2 separate regions of the Homo sapiens genome follow, and region 1 is linked to region 2. Evidence: chromatin loops called from intact Hi-C (ENCODE). Cell type or tissue: endothelial cell of umbilical vein. All regions are shown on one strand.

Region 1 (5,000 bases), 140 kb after region 2:
TTAAATTCCCTAACTGTTAGAGAAAAGTGGGCAACAGTGGTCCACAGGATGATCCTACCCTCTGGCTTAATTTTATCTGGTCCATGAGAAAGTAACAATGAATAACATCACTACTGGTTTACCTGGGACATCTTAAAAGAGCTGTGGAGTTAGGCCACTGAAATCTGTCTTGCCTCTTTTTACCTTTAAATTCTGCCAATTATCTTGGGATAACCTTCTATTCCATTACCAAAGATAGAGTCTAACACATATTATTGGAATGTTCACAGAATATATTTTCCATTTGTTGCAGTATATAAAAGGTAATATTTTGTAATTCCCCTTCAAAACCTTAGGCAACTTGCCATTTCCCAAAGAAATGAGTTTTACATGTCTTCGTTTAACACGGAAGTCACATGACCCGGCTGGAATGAATTTGGAGAGGCCTATGTTTCAAAGCTAACAGAAGAGTGACCAGATTAAAAAAAGGAAACCCTAAATATCAAGTAAGGGATACTGCAAAGTTAACTTTCCTCTACAGTTTTTCAGAATGACCAAAAACTACTCTGCTTTGAAACGTGTAGTCTGATACCATACAGAATATCATCTCAGAATACTCTTGATACATGAAAGATCTTCAGAAAAGTATCCTCAAGCCCCTACATTCAACTGTCCCTCTATAGCACACGTGGTAGACTGAAGTAATGGTCCCAATCCTTCATTCCCACGTAATAGTATTCAACATCATATCCCTGCCCTAGCCTCATAGTTGCTAGACTGGACTTCTCTCCTTGACTTCAGAACTGGACATGTGACTGCTTTGGCATAAGAAGAGGCTTAAAAGGTGCTCCTGCAGTTGGGCATGACCTTTACTGTTGGCTTCACTGATCTAAGAAGGATGAAAACCTGGCAACATTGTGGTCCCAGTCCACAGCTCAGAGTCCAGACCAGCCTAAATGAGCTAGACTCTACTGTGAAATTTCCTCCTCTCTCTCAATAGATGACACAATGTATTAAATAATCATCACAGTTAAGGGAGATCAGAAACTCTTCAGCTGTGGGCTAGGGTCTTATACTAGCTCAGTGACATACCTCTTTAATTCAAACCTGTACTGTGGAAAAATTACAAATTACTGCAGCTCATCTACTTTAGCTTTATTTTAGAAGAGACAAAACTGAAAATGTCAAGGGTGGTTTTACTGACTTTTCACAGCCAGGTACCTTTGGTTCATGCTATTTCCTCTTTATGGAATGCTTTCTTTGCCTAATGAAAGCTTCTTTATTCTATAGGAGGTGTTTCCTTGATAAAATAATCGCAACCCACACAATTAAAGTTAGTTACTTCTGCTTCTAAGACTTCATAACAGTTGTTTGTATTTCTATTATTGCTGTGCTACTCAAAGTGGCAGTTCACAAAGTGTAAGTCACTAGTCTGTGATGAGATAGGCAGAGAAACTGACAGTAGGCAATTAGGAACTACTATATACTTAAAGTAATTTTGTGTCTCTTGCATTTAATAATTTTTTTAATTGGCCCTGTATTTGTCTTTTAAGTAATAAATTTTTATTGTGTTTTTAAAAATATCAACCAATGATTAATTTTTGTTTATAAAAAGGTTCCTCATCCCAGATAAGAAATTGTATTATAGCACTTATGTCATTCTATCCAGCACTGTAGTTAACTTACACATCTGTTTTGCTCACTCATCTTCCTTCCTTTTTTAAAAAAAAATCTATCAAAGGTGACATCGGTATTTTGCTCAAGAGGTGATACTGATAGATATGGAGTTTAGAGTCTGTAGTTTTAAATCTAAACTGCACTTTTAATATTCTCTACGAAAAACAAAGGGTAATTTTTTTAACCCCCAGTTATTTTTATTGTAGGCCAGTATCTCATAAAGGAAAAATCAGATCCTTGATCCTTACTTTGTGACTCATTCTGTTAAGACTGTCACGTTGTGGTCATATAAAAACAAAAATCCACCTAACATCTACATGGTCATTTTTCAATGAAACATGATATCACTTTATCATCAAACAAAGCAAGGGAAAAGTTCATTGTGGCTAGAGATGCATTAATGGACTCCTTATCAAGGCATTTCTGCTGGGCTGAATGCCATCTTTTCTGCTGGGCTCGCTGCTCAGATAAGCTATGCAATGAACACCCTGAAACTCCTGTTTACAGCTTTTCACAGTGGCCAGAATGTCACAATGATAAACACAAGCTGAATCACTCATGGTTTGAGGATAATTCAGCATTTCAGATTAAGTATATTTACAGAGTAGTAACTTTGCTGTCATTCAGCAGATGAGATCTCAGCAATCCCCACTAGGCTGGCTTCTAATAACGCTCTCCCACTTTAAGCCATGCTCAAATCTGAGCCGACTCCCCACCATTCTAACAGACTAAGGAACAGAGAAATTGGCAATTCTAAACTATGCTTTTTTACTTTTTTGAATTTGACCAAAATAAATACAGTGATACTTAGAAAATTATAGTCATGCATATCCTTATCGCTCTAATTCCCCATTATCTAACTAGAATGTTAGGTAGACAGGGCACTTAGAACTGAAAATTGACAAAACCATGCTAAATGGCAGCTCTTTTGTAGGAGAGTCAAAGATTGTAGTTGGGCAGTTGAAAAGCATAACCTCTAAATTTAATCCTCTAATAGTGCTTGAGGCAAATTTTAAACATGGATATTTACTCAAAGAACAGTAGTGAAGTTATCAATTACCAAATTATTTTTCTTTAAAATCCTGAAAATCTGCAGTTTTGCAATGTTTTTGATTAGTCTTTTGTTTCCTTATCTTCCTCTCCTAGAAAAAGTTGATTTCATAATTAATAATATAATTTCTCTGGATACCACCACCTTGTAAAAAGTAAAATAATTTCCTGTATATTAATGATTTAATAAACAATTCTTTTAAAATCATAATTTTGGTTACCATGGCAGTAGTTACCAAACAAAAATTAGCTATGACTGCAAACAGGAAATCCAAGAATGACTCTTTTGTAAGGCATTTGTAGGCAGGGAGAAGACTTATAGTTTGTGTATATTATAGGTGTAAGTCTATTTGTATAGCTTTATGCATTCATAATCTTTTTCACATTCTAATACATAAAAGCTGCTTTCTCATTTTCCCATCTTTTACATTTGCTATTACTTAAGACAAATGAAATAAGAATCCCTAATTACAAAGTTTGCAAAACCAAGAATCAAGCCCAGGGATCACCATCAAAATTGCTCACTGTCTGTGTTAGAAACATAGCGTACTGCTAACCTATCAAGAGTTCACTGACGGGTATAATTCCAGTTGTGCTTACTTTCAATATTTACATTGCTCTATCAACACTTGCAATAGCATAATTCTATGATACAAGCTTAAGTTCAGTGTCATTCTTGTTCACAACTATAACCCCAGAGTCTAGAACAGTGCATGGTACGTAAAAAAGCACTCATATAGTTTTTTTTTAATCTTTTAAAATTATTTTAACAGCCTTATTTTGAGAGAGATAACTTTTAAAGAAAATAAATGTTCCATTATTTTTCATTTTCCCATAATTAAATACCAAGGTAAGTAATACATCACTCCTAGACTTATGGGACCCACACTATTACAGCCTTCAGAGCCTTATACTACAGATTTAAATTAATTAAACTTAACCTAATATCTTCAAATACCTCCACAAATATTATGAAAATTAAGTACAAACAAGTTGAAAATAGCTAAGATTTGTGGAAAAAAATTATTTGGTTCAATCTATAGGTTCTTCATGGAATTCACTAACATTTAAACTATGCCATCTCCTTTATGTATATATTTATACATATATGTTCTTCATTTGTGTGATTTTAAAGCACTGTGGAACATTACACATGGTAGACTACTGATATTATTTCCCACGATCAAAGAGTCACAGGACTTGGAGAAACCTCAGAAATCATCTGGTTCCCCTACTGATTTTTATATAAATAGAAATTGATAGCCAAAGTGGTTAATATCACAAAAAATAGTGGACTCGGATCTACCAACTCTCAGCTTAGGGCAATTTTAAATATATTATACTGATAAATGGAAGTGAGAAAACGGATACACTATGGAAGACCTTTCCATACACTATAGATGTTTATATATACTGGAGACTTACTGACCTTTCCTAATTTCTAAACACACTAGTGATTGGTATGTAAAAAAGGTATATACACATTAGCATGGGGCCAACTTGTATTCCTTCTTCTAGTTCTCAGAAAAAGAACACAGGAAGTAGCTTCCATGTTACCAATTTATCACTCTCTTTCCACTAAGAAAGCCCCTCTTGGTAACTCGTGTTGCACACTGATGGTCTATGATGTTGATCGCATGCTAACAATGCTGGATGTCACTCTGGAGCTCCATGAGAGCCTCATGAAATATCTGATCATTTTGGTGTTTCCCACAGCTTCTCAGCTTCATAAGAAATGTTTTTGCATGAAGAATGGGAAATTAAAACAAAAAAATAGTTCTCCCAATATTAAGAGGTTTTTTGTTTGTTTTTTGTTTCTTTTTAGCTGCTCCATTCTTAGCTGTCTGGTCTGCCACTCCAGAGGCACTCTGAACACTTTGCTACAAGGGAAAAGAGGTTTAGCCTACTCATGCTATGTGTAAGGCTTTCTCTCAACTGCAGAGCTCAACACGAGAAAAGACCACGAGCATCCCTTTATAGTTCCAGATGCCATTGGTTAAACTTAACAAAACAAAGAGCCAAATACAGGGTCACTGTTACCTAGGGCCATTTTACATAGTTAGGAGACAGCATTACCATTGGCTCACACCAAAAGTCAGGAAGTTGGGAGAATCTTAGAAGATAAGGTACAGAATATTATTGGAGTTTATGCTATTTCTTTGACTGTAGAAGTTTCCCAGAAACTCCTTTTCACAATACTTTTACTTTTCGTATACTTTGCCTCTGCCCAAAGAATGTCAATGGCAACTTACACTAAAGGGAATACATACAACATGGACAAAGTAGAAACAAAA
Region 2 (5,000 bases):
CCAGGCCTTGCATTTCTCTCATTTGGTCCTTCACTGACAAATTCACATAGTGCAAAGGTCATGGGCAAGCTATAACTCTTCTCTGGAGCTCCAAGCTGGCTGCCCCTGGGGATTTATGTTCCACTCTCCTAACTGGGCTTACCAAGCCATAAATTCCTGATTAAAGCACAGACCGCTTGAGAGACAGGGAGGTTGGAAGAGTATCGATGCTCAGGTCTCCAGTCACCCACATATTTGTATGAGAGCCTTGGACTCCTGGACCCAAAGCCAGTGTAATTACTTTATAACTTAAAAATCATGGTTTTCAATTTTAAAAATTCATGTAAAAATGGAAGTCACTGTGCTGGAAATGAGTCTTTCCTTTCTGAGTTCTGTAATGCTATGTTATCTTTATATGTTTACAATAGAAGGAAATGGTCCTACTGGCTGCCAGTGAGTGAGGTAGCAGAGTAGAGCTGCATTCTAAAATCAGAACTAATATTCAGCACCAGCTTCTATGGTCTTGTGTTTTGATGTGCTGGCTATTGGGCCTACAGAAATGCACCTTCTGTTTATGCTTCCAAGTGTTCCTTTTATCTCTAGATAAAAGTGTACAGGGGAAGTTGCCAAAATTAGTCTACCTTTTGGACCCAGGCCATAGTTAAACTTAGATATAAAACAGATCAAAGAGTTCCATTCTGATCCAAATAGCTGCAGCCCAGCAGCATGGCTGGTGGCAGTATGAAGTGGCTGAACACCTTCTGATTTGGAACATCTGAGCAATACTTTCTGGGCTGCAAGGCACAAAAAGAGGCAGCATGCATGTCTGCTTTTGAAATGACTGTCCGCCTTCCAGGATTTGACAGAGGAGCACTTGTTTAGACTTTGGTGTCTAATCCAGTGGGAAGCTCCCAGGTATTCCTAAAGGCTGCCGCAGGGGGTCTCTATGAAGGGGGGTACTCTCCTCTCCTCAATACACACAGGGTTAATTTTGTTCACAGTCCTTCCATGCTTCCTTTAGGTGAAGCCAAACTGTCGAGGTTTCTTCTTTACCAGGTGGCAGCAATTCCCCACCCGACTCTTTTTCATTTTGCATTTACGTTCTGATTTTTAGAGTCTTAGACTGATGTCCCCGGGGAGAGTAGGAGCAGACAGAAGATTCTTGGGCTCTGTGAATCAATAGGGTCACCAAATTATTTACTATCCAAACCAGAACACTTCTGTCAGTGAAAGAGGCACTGTTGGTAATTAAATCTGGACAACTAGAGTCAACTGAGACTCTCCTGGCAAACTGCGGTGTATGGCCACCCTCTGCATAGAGAATCGGGTGATTTCTGGCTCTAGAGATGCAAGTCAAGTGCTTCTTTTCCTGTGCGTGATTGGGCATTTTTAGTCGCTCCTCTAAATTATTATAGATGATCATTTTCTGCTCTTGATAGCAAATATAACAATAAGAAAAAATTGGATAATAAATTTTCATATGACTCAAAACACAGCCCCGTTGTTAAATAATATTGCTTCAGAATAGATTTTCTTGCAAAGAAAATGTTCTGTACAAATTCTTTAAAGAAGTCTTTCAAGTGGATTTTTTTTAAATGATGCCACCGCCCACTACTTACAAAGAAAGTCTTGAAGGGGAGCAGCAACCCCTCAGGCCATTTCTATCAAAGAGATGTACAATCAGTACCAGCAACACAAAAATGCTCCTGTAATTGCACCCAAACTATTTTTTGTACCTAACAAATTTTTGTCTTCAAACTGCAGTTGTATGGCTGTGTTTCCGTTCTGTTTGTTTTACCACTTCCCTTTGAAATATTTTGCATCATCCTGGAGATTTTCCCAAGTTGTGGTCTGCTCGCTGGAGGGCTGCGCTCCTCTGATTTGCAGCATGAAGTTGTGTTGCCATGGCAGGGGTTGTTTACCATAGGGGAACACTTAACAGGATGGGCACCTCCCACAGCCATTCCAAACTCCTTTCCTCCTCTTCTCTACTCGCTTAGATATTCTGAGACAGCAGCCCAGATATGGCTTTCTCTAATCGTAAACTACATTCCCGGAGCGTGAACTTGACTTTGCTATGCTTTCGAGATAGGGAAATGTTTGGCTCTGTTTATTCCTCTCAAACTGGGCAGTGTCCTCTTGACTGTTATGACTAATCCACTTGTCATGGCTGGAATCTCCTAACAATTCTTTCCCTCAGGTAAATCACATCGCTCAGACTTGTGAAGCAAAAATGCCACTGAGACCAAAGGGTGACCTTGTGGTGGTCGCAGCCTGTTCACCTGACAGAGGTCTCTGTTGCCCAGGAGGACTTTTTATTTTTCCAATAAAAGGAAAGCTTAGTCAGAACCTGACAAGTCTTGCTCCCTCACATTCCTGCAGAGGAACCAGCCTGGGGAGAGATAAGAGCCGTGGGTTGACACCCTGATTATGCTTACCTTCTTATTTGTTAAATGTGGAAATTGACTTCATCCAATTAATAAGAGCAGGAAACAGTTTTTGTTTTGTCTTTGTAGGAAAACATGAAGTAACAGTTTTATCTCAATTTGTCAGGCATTGCCCAAGAGACTACAGCCATGTGGGCCAGTGGCCAAAAAATTGCTCTAAGGCCCAAGTATTAACACCCAGATATAAAAAGAATGCTAATTGGTTTTCCAGCTGAAAAATAATAAGGGATTTGCTGCCAAAAATGCTGTATGGCCTGAAAACCCCAAGTTTATACAATAGGGCCTGATTACAATCTGGGGGCTCCATTTGTGCTCCTATGAAGAGCTAAACAAAGGGAGGTGTTTCGCTCCTCTGTCTTTGTAGAAAGCTCCGCTCCAGATCTCAGCCTGGTGGAACACCAGGCTTCCCACAGTCTTCCTGCCAAATCCCCAAGTTTTTTCCTGGCTGCCATTCAGGAAAGTACAGCTTCGTCTGTAGGATGGAAAGTTAAAAAGGCCTTGCTTGGATACGCTGAAATATATACAAACACTGCCTGACGTATGGAGTAGGCTGCTGCCGCTGGCATCTTAGTAGAAAGAATGTGAAATTTTTAAAAGTCATTTTGGGTACGTGATTGAGATGTTAGCTGGAAGAAGAAACTTTTTTTGTTTGTTTGTTTTAGAAAAATGAAAATTCAGCATTCCCCTTAATCTTAACAGTTATCTTACCTTAGTTGTCTCATTGGTAAAATGTCAACTAACCTCCAAGATCCCATTTAGTTTGGGCTGTCTGTAACTTGAGGGCCGGGTATAGCGTATGCAGAAAATACAGGCTGTCTACTGAATATCTTTGAAAAGGTCCCTGGAAGTGAGTTGGGATGAAAGTCAAAGTCTGGAGCACTGGCATGGTACAGTCCTAGGCTGGTGTGCTGATGTGTATTGGCTGGGTGCCAGCCTGCCTGTGACTTCACACTACAATTCCAGGTCTGTATCACTTATGGGAATGGGCCTGAATTAAAATGATTGCATAATACTTACAACTCTGTTCTCTTTATTTCCAGCTGATGGTAAATATTATGGCAAATTTCACAGCATTTAATTAATCTTACCCATAATGTTTTTAAGTTGTAGTTAATACTAAAATACACTACCTTTTCACCAATCATGGTCATAGACTATTATCCTAGTCACGTATGTAATTATGCAACTAAGTTAAAGAGTTTTTTTTAAAAAAAGAATTACTTTGAAAAATGAAGTAAAATGTATTCTCAACAGCCAACTTCTGCCAAAATATGCGAAGAATAAAACAGGCCATAAGAATCCATTGATGTGTACAAAATTATTTTTTTGACAGAAACAGGCAAGCAACTATGTTTGTTGCTATCAATGCTTTTCTCTTGTTTATTACTTTTTGTTTGTTATTATTAATGTGTTTTCCCTTAAAGTAGTGAGGCAACATGGAACGTATGTAAGAGTTTATGGGCAGGGAGCAGTGGCTCACACCTGTAATTCCAGCACTTTGGGAGGCCAAGATGGACAGATCACCTGAGGTCAGGAGTTCGAGACTAGCCTGGAAAATATGGTGAAACACCATTACTCCTGAAAATACAAAATTTAGCTGGGCGTGGTGTCGGGCGCCTGTAATCCCAGCTACTTAGGAGGCTGAGGCAGGAGAATTGCTTGAACCCGGGAGGCGGACGCTGCAGTGAGCTGAGATCGCGCCACTGCACTCCAGCCTGGGCGACAAGAGCGCAACTCTGTCTCAAAATTAAAAAAATATATATATATATAAAAGAGTTTAGGAAGCATTTCTTAAAACCTGCTGGGTCTCAGGACTTTTTACCTGTAGGATACGTCAAGAAGTAGAAGGAGCATGGAGCTAGTGTTGCTGAGCTTTCATTAGGTTCACTCCACCAGGTTAAATTAATTTTCTGGCGTCCCACATCCTTCTGTGTAGACTCCAGTCTCCTTGGGCACACTCCTGCCTCTGTGATTTTGTACTACTCTTTCCTTCACCCGGAGTGAGGGAGCTCCCTTCTTTCCATTTTTTGGGATTCAGTTCAATCCCCACATGATTTGTGAAACCTCCTCAGACCACTCCGGCGCCCTTTGGTTTCCCACTTCTCTGAACTCTCATTGCTCTTATCATTTTCGGAAACAAGGTAAACACATGGAGGATTCAAGTGAGAATTGAACTGGAAACCAGAAGGTAAACAGGATACCCTTTTTTATTGCAAAGGGCAGAGACCCACTCAGTTGTCTCAAACTAAGGAGAAGGTATTGTAAACCTACAAAGTCCAAGAAACGGGCCTTTCATGATGTAAACTGGAAACCTCTTAGAAGCCTAGGCAGCTCTCTCAGACTCTCAGGATCATACAGTACCCCTCTGACTCTTTCTTAGGCATGTCTACTTTCATTTTCTTCCCTTTTCTCTCTTCCAAATTTTTAATTTCTTCCAATTTCTTTATCATTTCTGCTTTTATGCTTCAGCTCAACATCCCCCAAATATCTGAATTAGACTTAGGGTCTTTATTCCAAATTTAAAGGGATTGGATCATCTTGCCTTGTGCTGCATATCCAGCCTTCTGTTCAATC

Evidence for each region. Hi-C counts contacts between places; a loop is a spot of excess contacts. Peaks named below come from ENCODE experiments on the same cell type or tissue, not always from the same donor. Only the 100,000 strongest peaks of a DNase experiment are listed, where the experiment ranks them.
Region 1: a loop joins it to region 2, with 7 times the contacts of the local background. A loop is called at or near these places in 2 of 110 quality-filtered maps.

The regions. Positions count from the first base shown.
Region 1 is chr7:116,215,408-116,220,407 of GRCh38, reverse strand. The region is part of intron 1 of TES (testin LIM domain protein); the gene reads right to left. Among named protein-coding and RNA genes, the nearest start is that of TES, 7.4 kb to the right of the region's middle. In endothelial cell of umbilical vein, no CTCF peak of the experiment used is centred here; DNase peaks (open chromatin) are centred at 2,057 and 3,107; H3K27ac peaks cover 3,859 bases.
Region 2 is chr7:116,352,185-116,357,184 of GRCh38, reverse strand. No RefSeq gene overlaps it. Among named protein-coding and RNA genes, the nearest start is that of TES, 140 kb to the right of the region's middle. RefSeq lists an enhancer at 130-3,576. In endothelial cell of umbilical vein, no CTCF peak of the experiment used is centred here; DNase peaks (open chromatin) are centred at 14, 2,084, 2,464, 2,614 and 1 weaker place; H3K27ac peaks cover 4,703 bases.